Linked DNA regions of Homo sapiens: region 2 is linked to region 1. A link is a loop called in an ENCODE intact Hi-C map of the cell type or tissue named here. Cell type or tissue: heart left ventricle. All regions are shown on one strand. Links, peaks and the distances in the headings refer to the core of each region. The heading gives the core; the rest is flanking DNA.

Region 1 (7,830 bases), core at 797-4,796:
GCCACAGCACCTGGCCTGTTGTTTTAAATAAACCAGCTTTACTGAGATATCATTCACAATTTACTCATTTAAAGTTTACACTTTACTGTACAACCATCACCACAACCAATTTTAGAACATTTTCATCACCCCATGAAGAAATTCTGTACTCAAGGCCAGGCACGGTGGCTCAAGTCTTTAATCCCAGCACTTTGGGAGGCCAAGAGGGAAGGATCACTTAAGGCCGGGAGTTTGAGACCAGCCTGAGCCACATAGTGAGACCCTGTTTCTACAAAAAATTTAAAGAATTCGCGGCTGGGCACGGTGGCTCACACCTGTAATCCCAGCACTTTGAGAGTCCGAGGTGGGTGGATCATGAGGTCGGGAGATTGAGACCATCCTGGCTAACATGGTGAAACCCCGTCTCTACTAAAAATACAAAAAATTAGCCGGGCGTGGTGGTGGGCACCTGTACTCCCAGCTACTCGGGAGGCTGAGGCAGGAGAATGGCGTGAACCTGGGAGGCAGAGGTTGCAGTGAGTGGAGATCACGCCACTGCACTCCAGCCTGGGCAACAGAGCAAGACTCTGTCTCACAGGTGGTGCACACCTGTGGTCCTAGCTACTCAGAAAGCTGAGGTGGGAGGATCATTTGAGTCCAGGAGTTTGAGACTGCAGTGAGCTATTACCAAGCCATTGCACTCCAGCCTAGGTGACAGAGCAGGATCTCATCTCTAAAGACAATTTAAAAAGTTAAAAATTTAAAAATTAAGCTGAGCGCAGTGGCTTATGGGTGTAATCCTAGCACTTTGGCAGGCCGACGCGGGCAGATCACCTGAGCTCAGGAGTTCAAGACCAGCCTGGTCAACATGGCAAAACCCATCTCTACTGAAAAAAATACAAAAATTAGCTGGACATGGTGGTGCACACCTGTAATCTCAGCTACTTGGGAGGCTGAGGCACTAGAATCACTTGAACCCAGGAGGCAGAGTTTGCAGTTAGCTCAGATAGCGCCACTACACTCCAGACTAGGTGACAGAGCAAAACCCTGTCTCAAAAAAAAAAAAACAACAACAAACAACAACAACAAAAAATTAAAGAAACCCTGAACTCAGTAGCAGACACTCCCTGTTCCTCCTAGCAGCCCCACACCACCTGCTGGGTGACAATTCTTGTGCCCTTGTTTTCCCCCAAGTCTGCACAACAGGGGTCACAGGGAGTTGAGGAAGAGGAGGGGTCTCTGACAACACATGGAGACTTCTCAGCAGCTCTTCGTCCAGGTCTGCAAGGAACAAATCCAGTCCCAAAGACACCAGGTCCCAGAAGCCAAAGCCTGAAATGAGGCCAGCAGGAGGCAGCCTTTGGCTCTGTCTTTTGCCAGATGGGCTGGATGGGGAGGCGAAGCTTAGGATGGGGGATCTGGGGGACAGGCAGTGTGGGGAGTGACTCTGGCTGCTCCAGGCACAGCCAAGCTAGCTGTGCTTGGCTTAGCTTCCTGCCTTCAAATCTGCAAATGGTGAGTTTTCTTTTTTTTTTTTCTTTTTTTTTGAGACAGGAGTCTCGCTCTGTAGCCCAGGCTGGAGTGCAATGGCGCGATCTCGGCTCATTGCAACCTCCTCCTCCCGGGTTCAAGCAGTTCTTCTGCCTCAGGCTCCCGAGTAGCTGGGATTACAGGCGCACACCACCACATTGCCTAATTTTTGTATTTTTAGTAGAGACAGAGTTTTCCCATGTTGGCCAGGCTGGTCTCGAACTCCTGACCTCAGGTGATCCACCCACCTCGGCCTCCCAAAGTGCTGAGATTACAGGCGTGAGCCACCGCACCCAGCCCCACGAAGGGTTAGTCTTCTCTGCCTGCTGAGCTAGACTGGCATGGGAGTATTGGGGCCTGCAGGAAATGGCCCACTCCTGGCTGCTCTGCCTCGATCCTGGAGTTCTGGGATGCCCCTGTCCCCCAGGGCCTGGCACCCCCACGCTGTTCACCCCTGCCCCCTAGGTCTCCTGTTCAGGCTTCCATCACACCTCTGTCTGCCCCCTGGGTGTCCCTGTAGGACTCACGCCTCTGCCCGATCCACCATGGTCCTAATGAGCTCCCAGAGGAGGCCCGAGAGCGTGGAGCAGGTCTGCCGCATCCACAGCCTGAGGTCTGTGACCACCTGTGCAAGGAGGAGATGGTGCTCAGGGAGGCCGATGTGTTGCTTCCCTGAGGAGCCAGGACCGCTGCAGAACTCTAACTGCCCCCTGGGCTCCTCAAGGTTGGGACAACACGGAGCAGGGGGTGGAGGGGCTAAAGCACCTGGTCATTCCGGCTCCGTCCCGTGTGCAGCTTCCCTGCCGTTGCACCAATGAGCTCCTGGAGGTGAAGGGAGACCCAGGGTCACGGTCTATACCCCCAGAGGAGTCAACCCAGGCAGGGCAGTTTTCCTCATCAGCCCTGCCAACCTACCTCCATACCCCAGGGCTCCGGGTCCTCCCCAAATCTCTCGCCATTTCTGCTGAGGCCTGTTCTTTTTTTCTTTTCTTTTTTTAATTTTTGTAGCTGTGGGACCTCATTATGTTGCCCAGGCTGGTCTCGAACTCCTGGTCTCAAGCAATCCTCCCACCTCAGCCTCCCAAAGTGCTAGGATTATAGGCATGAGCCAGGGTGCCTGGCTCATGTCCTGAGGTCTCACATGCTGTCTGCCAATGGCGAAGTAAACAGAATGGTGCTAATGCTCAAAGTGGCCCTGGGCAAGGTGGAGAGGGGAGGCAAGGAAAGCGGTGGGGCTCCAGGGGTCGTACCTTCAGGCGGCGCTCATTGGCTGTGTGGATGTCCTCATCATTGGAGTTCAGTTTGAAGGTGCCCTGGGCCCACTCCTCAGCCACCTGTAGTGGGTAGCAGCAATGCCGGGGTCAGGTGAGCAGGCATCAGCAGCCAAGAGAGCCCCTGCCTTGGTCCCACCCTATCCCTGGTGACTGACTGTCCCTGCCCAGGAGCTGAGTCCTGGAAGCGCACCCTGGGAGGGGGCATCTCAGGCCCAGCACACCTTTACCCATGAGCCATGTGGGCCACAGGGGTCATTAAAGGATGGAGAGAGGCAGTCATCAAGGCACACAGTTAAACAGCACTTGAGTATATAATTAGTTCAATGTGAAACCACAGATGGGCAACACTGCACTGTTTGCTCAGGGATTTGGTGGGAGCCTGGGGCCACAGGGAAGGGGCCTTGGGTGGGGCTTGGGCCACGGCAAGTACCTTGTCTAGGCCATGGAGTATCTGGTCCATCTCGGCCTTGGTGAGGAGCCCTGCCTTCTCCAGGCCCCTGCTGTAGGCTTTGCTGCCTTGAACATCCACCTCCCAAAGGTGCCGGTCGTAGGCAATGGACGCGTTGAACTTCTCCATGATGGGGTCCACTGCACCCACAAACCGGCCACCCCAAAGCTTCCCACTCTGGCCAGGAGAGCAAGAACAATTAGTCTCTCCTCCACCCTCCAGAACAGTGCTTCTTGCAAAGAGTCTTTGGGAAACTTATCAAGTCTGATGGTAGCAGGGGCATCAGATCATTCTAACTGGGCAGACAAGGAGGCTGAGACCTTCCCAGAGTCACCACCCTGGGAGTGAGCATGGGAACATGGCTGAACACCAAAAGTTTGGGTTCTTTTTTTTTTTTTTTGAGACAGAGTCTCACTTTGTCGGCCAGGCTGGAGTACAGTGGTGCCATCTCAGCTCACTGCAAACTCTGCCTCCCAGGTTCAAGAGATTCTCCTGCCTCAGACTCCCAAGTAGCTGGGATTACAGGCACGTGCCACCACACCCAGCTAATTTTTGTATCATTAGTAGAGATGGGGTTTCACCATGTTGGCCAGGCTGGTCTTGAACTCCTGACCTCAGGTGATCCTCCCATCTTGGCCTCTGAAAGTGCTAGGATTACAGGCATGAGCCACTGTGTGTGGCCTTGAAGTTGGGGTTCTTTCCCACCACATGGCACCCCTCCAAGGAGATGATGGCAGGGCCTGAGACACCCCTGGGACCACAGCAGAACTTCTGGAACCTTTCCCACCACTGACCAAGGTGCTAGGTGCCATCCTAATTGTTGACACAACCCTCTGGGTAGGCACCAATACAATTCCACTATGAAGATGGGGAAACTGAGGCACAGAGCAGCCTGCTCTCACCTGGGGTGGGATAGCCAGGGCTGCGGCCCAGCAGTCTGAAGTCAGAACCTATGCTTTTCACCCCTGTTCCACCAGGGCTTCTGGACTTGGCTCTGGTGTCCAGAACCTTTGCTGCAGGGACAGGCAAAGAGGCCTTGAGGGTCTCCACCAAGCTTAAGTGCCCTGCAACTCTCTCCCTCACAGCTTGGAGCTGGACTAAGATCCCAATTCCTACCACTCCCTTGGCTCTGAAAAGCACCCTGACACCCCCCATTGTCACTGGCCTTCTAGGAGGTCACTGGGTGATCCCTTACTCCCCAGGAGCCAAGGGCAGAGGAATGGTATGTAGGCATCTATGTTTTGTTCGTTTTCTTTGAGATAGAGTCTCACTCTGTTGCCTAGGCTGGAGTGCAGTGGCGTGATCTCGGCTCACTGCAACCTCCACCTCCCGGCTTCAAGCCAATTTTCCTGCCTCAGCCTCCCGAGTAGCTGGAATTTCAGGCGTGTGCCACCACACCTGGCTGAGTTTTATATTTTTAGTAGAGACGGGGTTTCACCATGTTGGTCAGGCTGGTCTCGAACTCCTGATCTCAGGTGATCCCCTGACCTTGGCATCCCGAAGTGCTTGGGATTACAGGCATGAGCCACTGTGCCGAGCCTGTTTTGTTCATTAAAAAAATCTTTTTTAATTCTTTTTTTTTTTTTTTTTTTTTGAGATGGAGTCTCTCTTTGTCACCCAGGCTGGAGTGCAGTGGCAGGATCTTGGCTCACTGCAAGCTCCACCTCCCAGATTCACGCCATTCTCCTGCCTCAGCCTCCTGAGTAGCTGGGACTACAGGTGCCCACCACCATGCCTGGCTAATTTTTTGTATTTTTTTTTTTCAGTAGAGACGTGGTTTCACCTTGTTAGCCAGGATGGTCTTAATCTGACCTCGTGATCTGCCCACCTCGGCCTCCCAAAGTCCTGGGATTACGGGTGTGAGCCACCACACCCGGCCTTTAAATTCTTTTTTAGACACAGGGTCTCACTTTGTTACCCAGGTTGGAGTGCGGTGGCACCATCATAGCTCACTGCAGCCTCAAACTCCTGGTCTCAACCAATCCTCTTGCCTCAGCCTCCCCAATAGTTGGGACTACAAGCATGCGCCACCACACCCAGACATTTTTTTAAAATTTTATAGGACTGGGAGTGGTGGCTCATGCCTGTAATCCCAGCATTTTGGAAGGCTAAGGTGGGTGGATCATGAGGTCAGGAGACAGAGACCATCCTGGTCAACATGGTGAAACCTGGTCTCTACTAAAAATACAAAAATTAGCCAGGCGTGGTGGCACTCGCCTGTAGTTCCAGCTACTTAGGAGGCTGAGGCAGGAGAATCGCTTGAACCCGGGAGGCGGAGGTTGCAGTGAGCCAAGATCACGCCACTGCACTCCAGCCTAGGTGACAGAGCAAAACTCTGTCTCAAAATAAATAAATAAATGAACAAAATAAAATAAAATAAAATAATTGGTAGAGACAGGGTCTCACTATGTTGCCCAGGCTGGTCTTGAATTCCTGGGCTCAAGCTGTCCTCCAGCCTCAGCTTCCCAAAGTGCTGAGATTATAGGCATGAGCCTAGGCGCCAGCCACATCTATGTTTTGAAAGAGGGCAGAGGCCAGGGCATGGGACAGAGTGGGGAGGGGGTACAGAACACCTGGGGAGCAGCCCTAGTGCCCAGGACTGGGAGGAGGGTGGGGTAGAGGTGGGCATGTCACTTCACTGACGTCCTTTTTGTGGAAGGGAGTCTACAATGGCCAATGGGGACATATATCCTCCTCTGTCCCCCTACAATGCCCCAGACTTCTATTAACCACCTGGCCTGGCACCTATTATTAAACCTCAGGGGCTGGGCGTGGTGGCTCACACCTATAATCCTAGCACTTTGGGAGGCTGAGGTGGGCAGATCACGAGGTCAGGAGATGGAGACCATCCTGGCTAACATGGTGAAACTCCGTCTCTACTGAAAACACACACAAAAAAATTAGCCAGGCATGGGGGTGTTGGGCGCCTGTAGTCCCAGCTACTTGGGAGGCTGAGGCAGGAGAATGGCGTGAACCCGGGAGGCGGAGCTTGCAGTGAGCTGAGATCGTGCCACTGCACTCCAGCCTGGGCGACAGAGCAAGACTCTGTCTCAAAACAAAAACAAAAACAAAAACCCTCAGGGTTGGGAGGCCCAGGCAGGTGGATCGCTTGAGGTCAGGAGTTCGAGATCAGCCTGGCCAACATGGTGAAACCTCATCTGTACTAAAAATATAAACATTAGCCAGGCGCGGTGGCAGGAAGCTGTAGTCCCAGCCACTTGGGAGTCTGAAGCAGGAGAATCACTTGAATCCTGGAGGTAGAGGTTGCGGTGAGCAGAGATGGCGCCATTGTACTCCAGCTTGGGCGACAGAGCAAGACTCCTTCTTAAAAATAATAATAATAATAATAATAAGATAAGGATAATAATAGTACCTCTCTGATAGCCTTATTGTGAGCATTTAATCAGATAATATTTGCAAATTGCATACATAACACGGTGCCTGGTGCTCAGGAAGGACTCGAGAAATGCCAGCTGTTACTAAGGGAGGGCTGGCAGGGGATAGGACATGCTTCAGCTCCACTCCTGGTTCCTGTATGCACCCCAGAGACCTCTCCAGTGCTCTGGCCCTGAGCTGTGAGCTGACTCCTCTATGCCCAACAGTCCCGACTGCCAAAGGACTCTGCCCTGCAGAGGCAGCCTCCGCCCCCACCCCATCTTTGAGCTGGTCCTGCCCCTTACCCCACAGCTGCCCCACCAAGCCTAGATCTCCAGCAAAGCACCACGTGGGGCCCTGGTCCTGATCACTGGAGCCAGCCAGTCAGAATTGGGGCCAGCCTGCCCCTCAGCCAGGAGCCTGGCACCGCCTCCCCCAGCGGGCTCCTGGGCCACCCTGCCTAGGTTGTTAGTAATAAAAATAACTACTTAATAAGTGGAGCTGCAGCCAAACCAATTAGTGCCAACCTACAGGAAGGCCTGGGGCAACCTGAGGTCACCTAGAACACTGGGCTTGTTGGAAGCCAGACCACTCTGCTCTAGAACCAAACTCCTATCCTTACTGGCAGGCATAAGAGGACCCCACAGGGAGATCAGAGTGAGGTGCCTCCCCTTGGGCACTGAGGAGAGTGGAGGCCTAGTGTGGTAGCAGAAGGTGCTACTCCAAGCCAGGACACATCTGGGCCAGAATGGTCTCTTCAGGGCCAGGGGATGGGGCACTGAGTTGGGCTGGGTTGAATGAGCAACAGTTAAGGTCGAATGTACATGGGAAATACCAGTTTTGGTTTTGGGACTTGTGGGTTTTTTTTCTTTTTTTGAGGTGGAGTCTTGCTTTGTCGCCCAGGCTGGAGTGCAGTGGTGCGATCTCAGCTCACTGCAACCTCCGCCTCCCGAGTTCAAGCGATTCTCCTGCCTCAGCCTCCCGAATAGCTGGGACTACAGGCACCCACCACTACACCCAGCTAATTTTTGCATTTTTAGTAGAGACGGGGTTTCACCATGTTGGCCAGGCTGGTCTCAAACTCCTGACCTCAGGTGATCTGCCCACCTCGACCTCCCAAAGTGCTGGGATTACAGGTGTGAGCCACCATGCCTGCCAGGTTTTTTTATTTTTATTTTTTTGAAACTGGATCTCACTCTGTTGCCTGGGCTGGAGTGCAGTGGT
Region 2 (7,830 bases), core at 2,168-6,167, 670 kb before region 1:
CGTTCCTGTAGCTTTTTATAAATACAGCCATTATAATACTCATGTCCTATTACAATTACTTGCTTACATGTCCACCCCATGCTCTTAGCCACTTAGCACAGTGCCAGGAACTGAGGAGGTGCTCAATAGATGTTTTCTAGGTTTCTCAAACAATTCATCAGAAGACTGGCAAAGTACCTGCAGAGACAGTGTTCTCTCACTTTTGTCCCTTCCACACTCTCCAGGGCCCAGTGAAGGTGGGAGTAAAAAAATTAAACAGCAAACAACTAACCTGACAAGCAGTGTTTCTCAGACTTGAATGTACATCAATATCACTTGGAAGACTAGTTAAAACACAGAGTACTGGGTCCCACCCCAGAGTTTCTGATTCAACTGGCCTGGGAAAGGGCCTGAGAATTCGAATTTAACAAGTTTCCAGGTGATACTGCTAGGAACTACCTTTGAGAACCACTGCTATAAAGAAAACACCACAATTACGAAAATGTCCATTTATTCTCAGGACTTCATTCCCAATGGGAGACTCCCTTTTCTGAATATGAGGAACCATGAGAGAGCTTTTGGAAGAGACAAAAATCAAGACTTTTTTTTTTTTTTTAGACGGAGTTTCACTCTTGTTCCCCAGGCTGGAGTGCAGTGGCATGATCTCGGCTCACTGCAACCTCCACCTTCTGGTTTCAAGTGATTCTCCTGCCTCAGCCTCCCAGTAGCTGGGATTACAGGTGCCCGCCACCATACCTGGCTAATTTTTGTATTTTTAGTAGAGACAGGGTTTCACCATGTTGGCCAGGCTGGGCTCGAACTCCTGACCTTGTTGTGATCCGTCCACCTCGGACTCCCAAAGCGCTGAGATTACAGGCGTGAGCCACCTCGCCCAGCCAAGACTTTTTTTTTTTAATTGGGACAGAGTCTGTCACTCAGGCTGGAATGCAGTGGCACAATCATGGCTCACTGTAGCCTCAAACGTCTGGCCTCAAGCAATCTTGAGCCTCAGCCTCCTGAGTAGCTGAGTTCAAGCCACAACACCTGGCTAGTTTTTTGCGGGTTTTTTTTGGTTTGTTTATATAGATGGGGTCTTTGTTGCCCAGGCTGGTCTTGAAGTCCTGGGCTCAAGTGAGCCTCCCACCTTGGCTTCCCAAAGTGCTGGGATTACAGGTGTGAGCCAATGTGCCCAGCCTAAGATTTTGACTTTTGGGACTCAAGGGCCCAGTGAAATAGGAGTCAAAGATCCGGGGAGGAGGCTGGTTTTCCCCTGAAGACACAATCCAAATTCTATAGCCACACAGGGAAGGCTTCAAAACAAAACTAAAAGCCTCTGAAAATCAAGAGTGAAATTTTCAGCAATCTCATTGTTCTCAAGAGACAAATATGACAGTATAAAACCTCTGTCGGGGAGGGACTCCTATAAACTCCCAGACTATCAGCTGAAAGTCTTAGGTGGGTACCTGCTAGGAGTAAGGGCAAATCAGAGCAAAATGCGGCCTTATCCAACCTGCAACACAACCTCAACCCTCAGCTCAGTCTCTAGCAGTATTAGGTGATCAGCCCCACTCTACCTGCCTAGCAAAAGGAAGAGTGATTTCTTCTCTGAAAAATAGCATCATCCAGACCCTTACTGTATTCACGATGTCTCACATTCAGATAACTAAAAACCAACAGGAAACGCAGATAATAGAAACAGATGCTCAGATGATTTATACTTGATTTTACCAGAAAGACTTATTTAATGGTATGTTTTTAAAAACAGAAAAAAAGAGGGAAGGCCAGGTACGGTGGCTCACGCCTGTAATGCCAACACTTTGGGAGGCCGAGGCAGGCGGATCACCTGAGGTCAGGAGATCGAGACCAGCCTGGCTAACACGGTGAAACCCCGTCTCTACTAAAAATACAAAAATTAGCCAGGTGCGGTGGCGCACGTCTGTAATTCCAGCTACTCAGGAGGCTGAGGCAGGAGAATTGCTTGAACCTGGGAGGTGGAGGTTGCAGTGAGCCAAGATCACACCACTGCACTCCCGCCTAGGCGACAATGTGAGAGACTCCGTCTCAAAAAAAAAAAAAAGAAAAAAAGAGGGAAAACATAAAAAGATTAAGAATTTCAACTGTGAATTGGAATTTGTGTCAAACTGAAATTCTAGATCTGAAAAGTATTTCTAAAATTAAGAATTCAAACCGTGTATTTAACAGCAGAACAAACACAGGAGAAGAGTATTTTCTAGTACTCAGATTCTTCTCCAAATACACATAAAGCGTCTGCTGAAGAATGAAACTGAAATCTTTGCATTTCACTGACGTAAATGGCAGAATCACTACCATAATCACTATTGCTCATGTTTGGGGCTGGAACTGGTTGGACCTGTAGTCCAACTGGCTGATCAGTTTTTCTGTCAGAATCTAAGAACCTTAACCTTAAAATAATCTCAACTTATTTCTCAAGCACCATTATATGTGTGTATATTATATTTAAATGTACCAATATATTTATAGCACTAGAAAAATATGTATCTTTTAATGCATTGAGTTACTAGACAGAAGTATTAAAAAGGCAAAAATTCCTCTTTAAGGAAATAGCTTACATCCTATAAGTGCTCTTACAGGTAATGAAAAAACTGTGTCTGCAATTTGTTCCCTAATATGTCATAAACCAAAAATAGGCTCTTGGGAGAAAGTAATATCTACTCAACATAGCTGGTATTTAAAGAACTTAAATACTGAATTTCAGTACTGTCTCTGTCATAAAACATTGTATTTCCTGGGGCAAGTAACACCTTAACAATGTTTTATAAAAAGCATCAGCAGTTAGCATATGGGTATGAAAACACTTTGCCATTGAATTTCTCATAGATGGTATTAAAAAGTGTCCATTCATGACTATACAACTTTTAAAACCCTAGACAAATAAAAATCCACATGCACTCACTACAAATAAAATCTACACTCTCATCAGACAAAATCTACATTCTCAATACAACCCCAACTGCAACGGCCAATAAATTTACACAAATAAAAATATAATCCAACTTGCTAAACAGGACCCAAACGTATTATCTCGTGAGACACCAGTTATGATAAATTTTGGACATTCTATTTCATTATTCTGTAGTTTTGTTTGTTTGTTTTTGAGATGGAGTCTCGCTCTGTCGCCCACGCTGGAGTGCAGTGGTGCGATCTCGGCTCACTGCAAGCTCCGCCTCCCAGGTTCCAGCGATTCTCCTGCTTCAGCCTCCCGAGTAGCTGGGACTACAGGCGCCCACCATCACACCCAGCTAATTTTTTAAAATATTTTTAGTAGAGACGGGGTTTAACTGTGTTAGCCAGGATGGTCTCTATCTCCTGACCTCGTGATCCGCCCGCCTTGGCCTCCCAAAGTGCTGAGATTACAGGTGTGAGCCACCGTGCCTGGCCTGTTTGTTTGTTTTTAGAGATGGAGTCTTGCTTTGTTGCCCAGGCTAGAGTGTAGTGGCTATTTACAGACACAATCATAGTGCACTGCAGCCTCTAATACCTGACCTCCGGCAATCCTCCTGCCTCAGCCTCCCAAGTAGTTGGGACTACAGGTGAACAACACCTCGCAAAGTTCTGTTTTTTGTTTTTACACTTTGTATTTGCTTTCTTACAATATTCTATTCAAAACTTTGGTCACTAGCCCAACTCCTTTTTGAGGAACACATTTAGAAAACAATGTCAAAAGCTTTATGGATATACAATTAAGGAAACACAGCATTACATAACTATATTTAGGCAAGGGCAGTTTCACCCACTGTTTACTGAGTAAGAGTGAATAAGGATGGTCTCTCTCCATTAACACAATGCATGGCTCCTGCTAGCATTTGATAAATTTGAACTATTATTACTTGAAAGTGCAACTGTTCAGCTGGAGCAAAATACAGGCAATACAACTTACTGGACATTTCATCTGAGACGAGTAGATCTGGATCTGCTCCCATCTTCATATTTGGTATTCCCTCAGCCCATCTCTGTATGGAGGTGAGGTGGCTTTCATTCAAATATGTGCCCCTGTCAGACATACACTGGGTCATGCCACCACCAGGGCTTCAGTGGAGGAAGTCACGGTGAGCCTGAAGGCCTGATATCACCTACCAAGAGCCTCAGGGAACCCAGCCAGCAAAGCAGCAGCGGCCTTGCTCTTATGACATAAAACAGTTTTTGGAGAGTGCCCAGAACCAGGGTGACAGAAAACTCTGTGAGGGTTTCAATAAGGTGCTGAAACAGTGCAGACTTGCAAACAGATTGGTCTAATCAGAAAGTTCGAATTGGAGAAATGGAAAATCAGCTCTCATAACCAAGTGATTTAGCACAAAAATACAATTGATAGTGAAGGTATAAAGTGTAATCATCAGGTAAACCTCTCCTCTCTCATAGCGTCCCTGCTTCAGGACTGCAATGGAAAAGGAAATTCTTACTGTGTAGAATTTCATTAAGATGGCTGGGTAGATGTTTGTGTGGCACCCTTGAACTAGCCGTTATGATTTTATTCTTTGTTGAGTTAATTAGAATAAAGTGATTTTCCTCAAAAAACAAACAAACAAATATGTGCCCTTGTCAGACTGTTCCATCGTGATACCCCCACGATAAACCATGCCTGTTAAAACATATGGTTCCGTGATTCACCAACAACAGAAAACAGATGCATTCAAGGAACTTGTGAGGAAGCACAAACTCAAACCCCACTGCTGATAAATTCATTACAAAAGATCCACTGAGAAAGTATGGAAGGTAGGTGAAGAATGTGCAATCCACCTACTCATCTAGATAATCTAAAACAGATCCTTAAATCAGCCTAGAGATCTAAGTACTCGGATCACATTATTTTGCAGGCAAGAGAAATGCTTTTACGGAATGTTTTGATGTTATGTCACCGTCTTACACAAAAAGCCAATAAGGAGTTTTACTAACACACAAAGTAAAACTCGACACCCAGCCCTTTGAAACGCATGCTGGAAAGTCTTTGGGAATCCAAAGCAGAAATGATCTCTTTTGTCGTATGGTCACTGACCCATGTAACTGATTATATTTCTCTCTTAATTGGCTACTCAAAAGCAAAGCCAAATTTGTGGCCCTCTGCACTTAAGACTTCAGTCCAAGTGCTCTGTGTACACAGCTCATTCCTGTTTCCATCTTAATTTTCCCTCAGTCCTGCATTCCTCACCCACTTATCTGTTATGTTACCAACAGTATGTCGCACGTATCTTTGTAAGTCATTACAAACCCTTTCTGGAACAAGATGTGGAATAATGGAATAAGTAAATGATATGTTCCACTGAAAAAAATTATAGCACAATAAGAAAACATTTTCTTCGATTAATAAACATTTTCTATGTTCAATTTCTAATGGCATTTTCTTTTATGTGCTCCAAAGTACCTTCTAAAGGAAAAATGAAAGTGCTTAAAATTAGAAAATTCTAATTTTAAGAATTTAAATTTCCTCTGTACAACAGAGGAACTACAAAAATAAAACTTTCACTATGTATTTTTAACTGCAAAGCACACAGAAAATTATAAATATACCCCTATGTGAAAATCCCCCAAAAGCGATTTTTAATTTTAGCATACAGACCAAATCACCATAAATTCAATTACAGTTGTGTATTTATTTTGAATGGGAACTGAACAGACTAGCTTCAAATGTGGTTCATAAGGTCTTTGTACAATTCCTCCTGAGTTGTTCTGTGCCTAGCATAGAGGATGCTGCCAAACCATTCCTTAGGGTGAAACAGCAGAGAATTTAGAGCCCTCAAAACTCTTGTTACATTCCTGCTTCAGAGATTTCAGCAATCTGCTCACTGTTACTGGGGGAAAATTAAAAAGCTTAATACTCTCTCAGTGTGTAATATTTTACGCATTCATGAACACATACTTATTCTAACTTCTGACTTTTAACCACATTTAATTAATTGATCATAATAATGGTATTTGGCCCTCTTAATGACCATTGCCAAGAGAGCTATGCTACCAGAAACAAATTAAAATGTTCCACTAGGGCCGGGCACGGTAGCTCACACCTGTAATCCCAGCACTTTGGGAGGCCAAGGCAGGTGGATCACCTGAGGTCAGAAATTCGAGACCAGCCTGGCCAACATGGTGAAACCCCGTCTCTACTAAAAATAAAAAAATTAGCTCAGCATGGTGGCGCGTGCCTGTTAACACCAGCTACTTGGGAAGCTGAGGCAGGAGAATCACTTGAACCCAGGAGGCAGAGGTTGTAGTAAGCCAAGATCGCACTATTGCACTCCAGCCTGGGCAACAAGGCTGAAACTCAGTCTCACTCCAGCAAAAAAAAAAATTAGCCGGACGTGGTGGCAGGAGCCCATATTCCCAGCTACTCAGGTGGCTGAGGCACAAGAATCGCTTGAACCGGGGAGGTGGAAGTTGCAGTGAGTAGAGATCGTGCCACCACACTCCAGCCTGGGTGACAGAGCAAGACTCTGTTCTCAAAAAAAAAAAAAAAAAAAAAAGGTTATATTATAAATAAAAATTGCACTTCCTGCCGGGCACGGTGGCTCACGCCTGTAATCGCAGCACTTTGGGAGGCCGAGGCGGGTGGATCACGAGGTCAGGAGTTCGAGATCAGCCTGGCCAATATGGTGAAACCCCGTCTCTACTAAAAATACAAAAAAAATTAGCTGGGTATGGTGGTTAACTACTCGGGAGGCTGAGGCAGAAGAATCCTTGAACCCAGGAAGCAGAGGTTGCAGTGAGCCAAGATCGCGCCACTGCACTCCAGCCTGGGCAACAGAGCAAGACTCCGTCTCAAAAAGAAAAAAAGAAAAGTAAAAAAAAAAAATCACACTTCCTATCCCACTGACAGTAACTTCATTGAAAACAGGAATTTCACAGGAAACTTCAAAACAGCACCATAAAAGTATAATGTTTTCCTAAAGCATTTTAGGAGCTTTATCCAAACATCAAAGAGATAAACATAAGTTAAATAATATTAAGTGGGATAACTGTTATTTCACATGTTTACATATTGTAACAATAGTCCAGATCATTTAAACTCACTTCAGCCATGTGAAACAACACACATGATGTTTCTACAGTGCTCTATGAAAGAAGTGTACATTTAATAAGATTTTCAAGATGTTTGGCCTGTACTATGAAACTTCTTTTTATAGAGACAGGGTATCACTCTGTCACTCAGGCTGTAGTGCAGTGGCTTGATCACAGCTCACTGCAGCCTGGAACTCCTAGGCTCAAGCGATTCTCCCACTTTGGCCTCCCAAAGCACTGGTATTATAGGCATGAGCCACTGCACCAGCCTGAAACTCTTGGTTTTAGTGTGATCACTTTTTTTTTTTTTTTTTTGAGATAGAGTCTCACTCTGTTGCCCAAGCTGGAGTGCAGTGGCACAATCTCGGCTCATTGCAATTTCCGCCTCCCGGGATCAAGAGATTCTTGTGCCTCAGACTCCCGAGTAGCTGAGATCACAGGCGCACATCACCATGCCTGGCTAAGTTTTTTGCATTTTAGTAGAGACGGAGTTTTGCCATCTTGATCCAGGCTGGTCTCAAACTCCTGGCCTTAAGTGATCTGCCCACCTCAGCCTCCCAAAGTGTTGGGATTACAGGTGTGAGCCACCGCACCCAGCCTATGGTGTGATAACTTTACTGATGGGCTAAGAAGCCACTCACTTGGTACCATTTCTATTCTGAGTCACAGGTGTTAGGTTTACACAGGTATTTCCTACATTTGAGGGATAGGTCATCTCTGCTAGAGATGTTTCCTCTGCAGCCAATAAAAACCCACATGCCAGAAATTAAGCTCACACAGTCAAGACTGAAATTCTATGTCTCTAGCCAAAGACTCACATAAGTA

Evidence for each region. A loop is a pair of places that touch in the nucleus more often than their neighbours do. Peaks named below come from ENCODE experiments on the same cell type or tissue, not always from the same donor. Only the 100,000 strongest peaks of a DNase experiment are listed, where the experiment ranks them.
Region 2: it touches region 1 in a loop (8-fold over the local background); 1 of 110 quality-filtered maps calls a loop at or near these places.

Annotation. Positions count from the first base shown.
Region 1 is chr7:66,077,381-66,085,210 of GRCh38, reverse strand. It overlaps ASL (argininosuccinate lyase), which reads right to left. Exons shown (of 17, transcript NM_000048.4): 3 at 3,214-3,408; 4 at 2,760-2,843; 5 at 2,275-2,331; 6 at 2,037-2,134. Among named protein-coding and RNA genes, the nearest start is that of ASL, 5.5 kb to the right of the region's middle. In heart left ventricle, for the core only: no CTCF peak of the experiment used is centred there; no DNase peak of the experiment used is centred there.
Region 2 is chr7:66,745,259-66,753,088 of GRCh38, reverse strand. The region is part of intron 1 of RABGEF1 (RAB guanine nucleotide exchange factor 1); the gene reads right to left. Among named protein-coding and RNA genes, the nearest start is that of RABGEF1, 8.4 kb to the right of the region's middle. RefSeq lists an enhancer at 2,328-2,387. In heart left ventricle, for the core only: no CTCF peak of the experiment used is centred there; a DNase peak (open chromatin) is centred at 4,088; H3K27ac peaks cover 919 bases.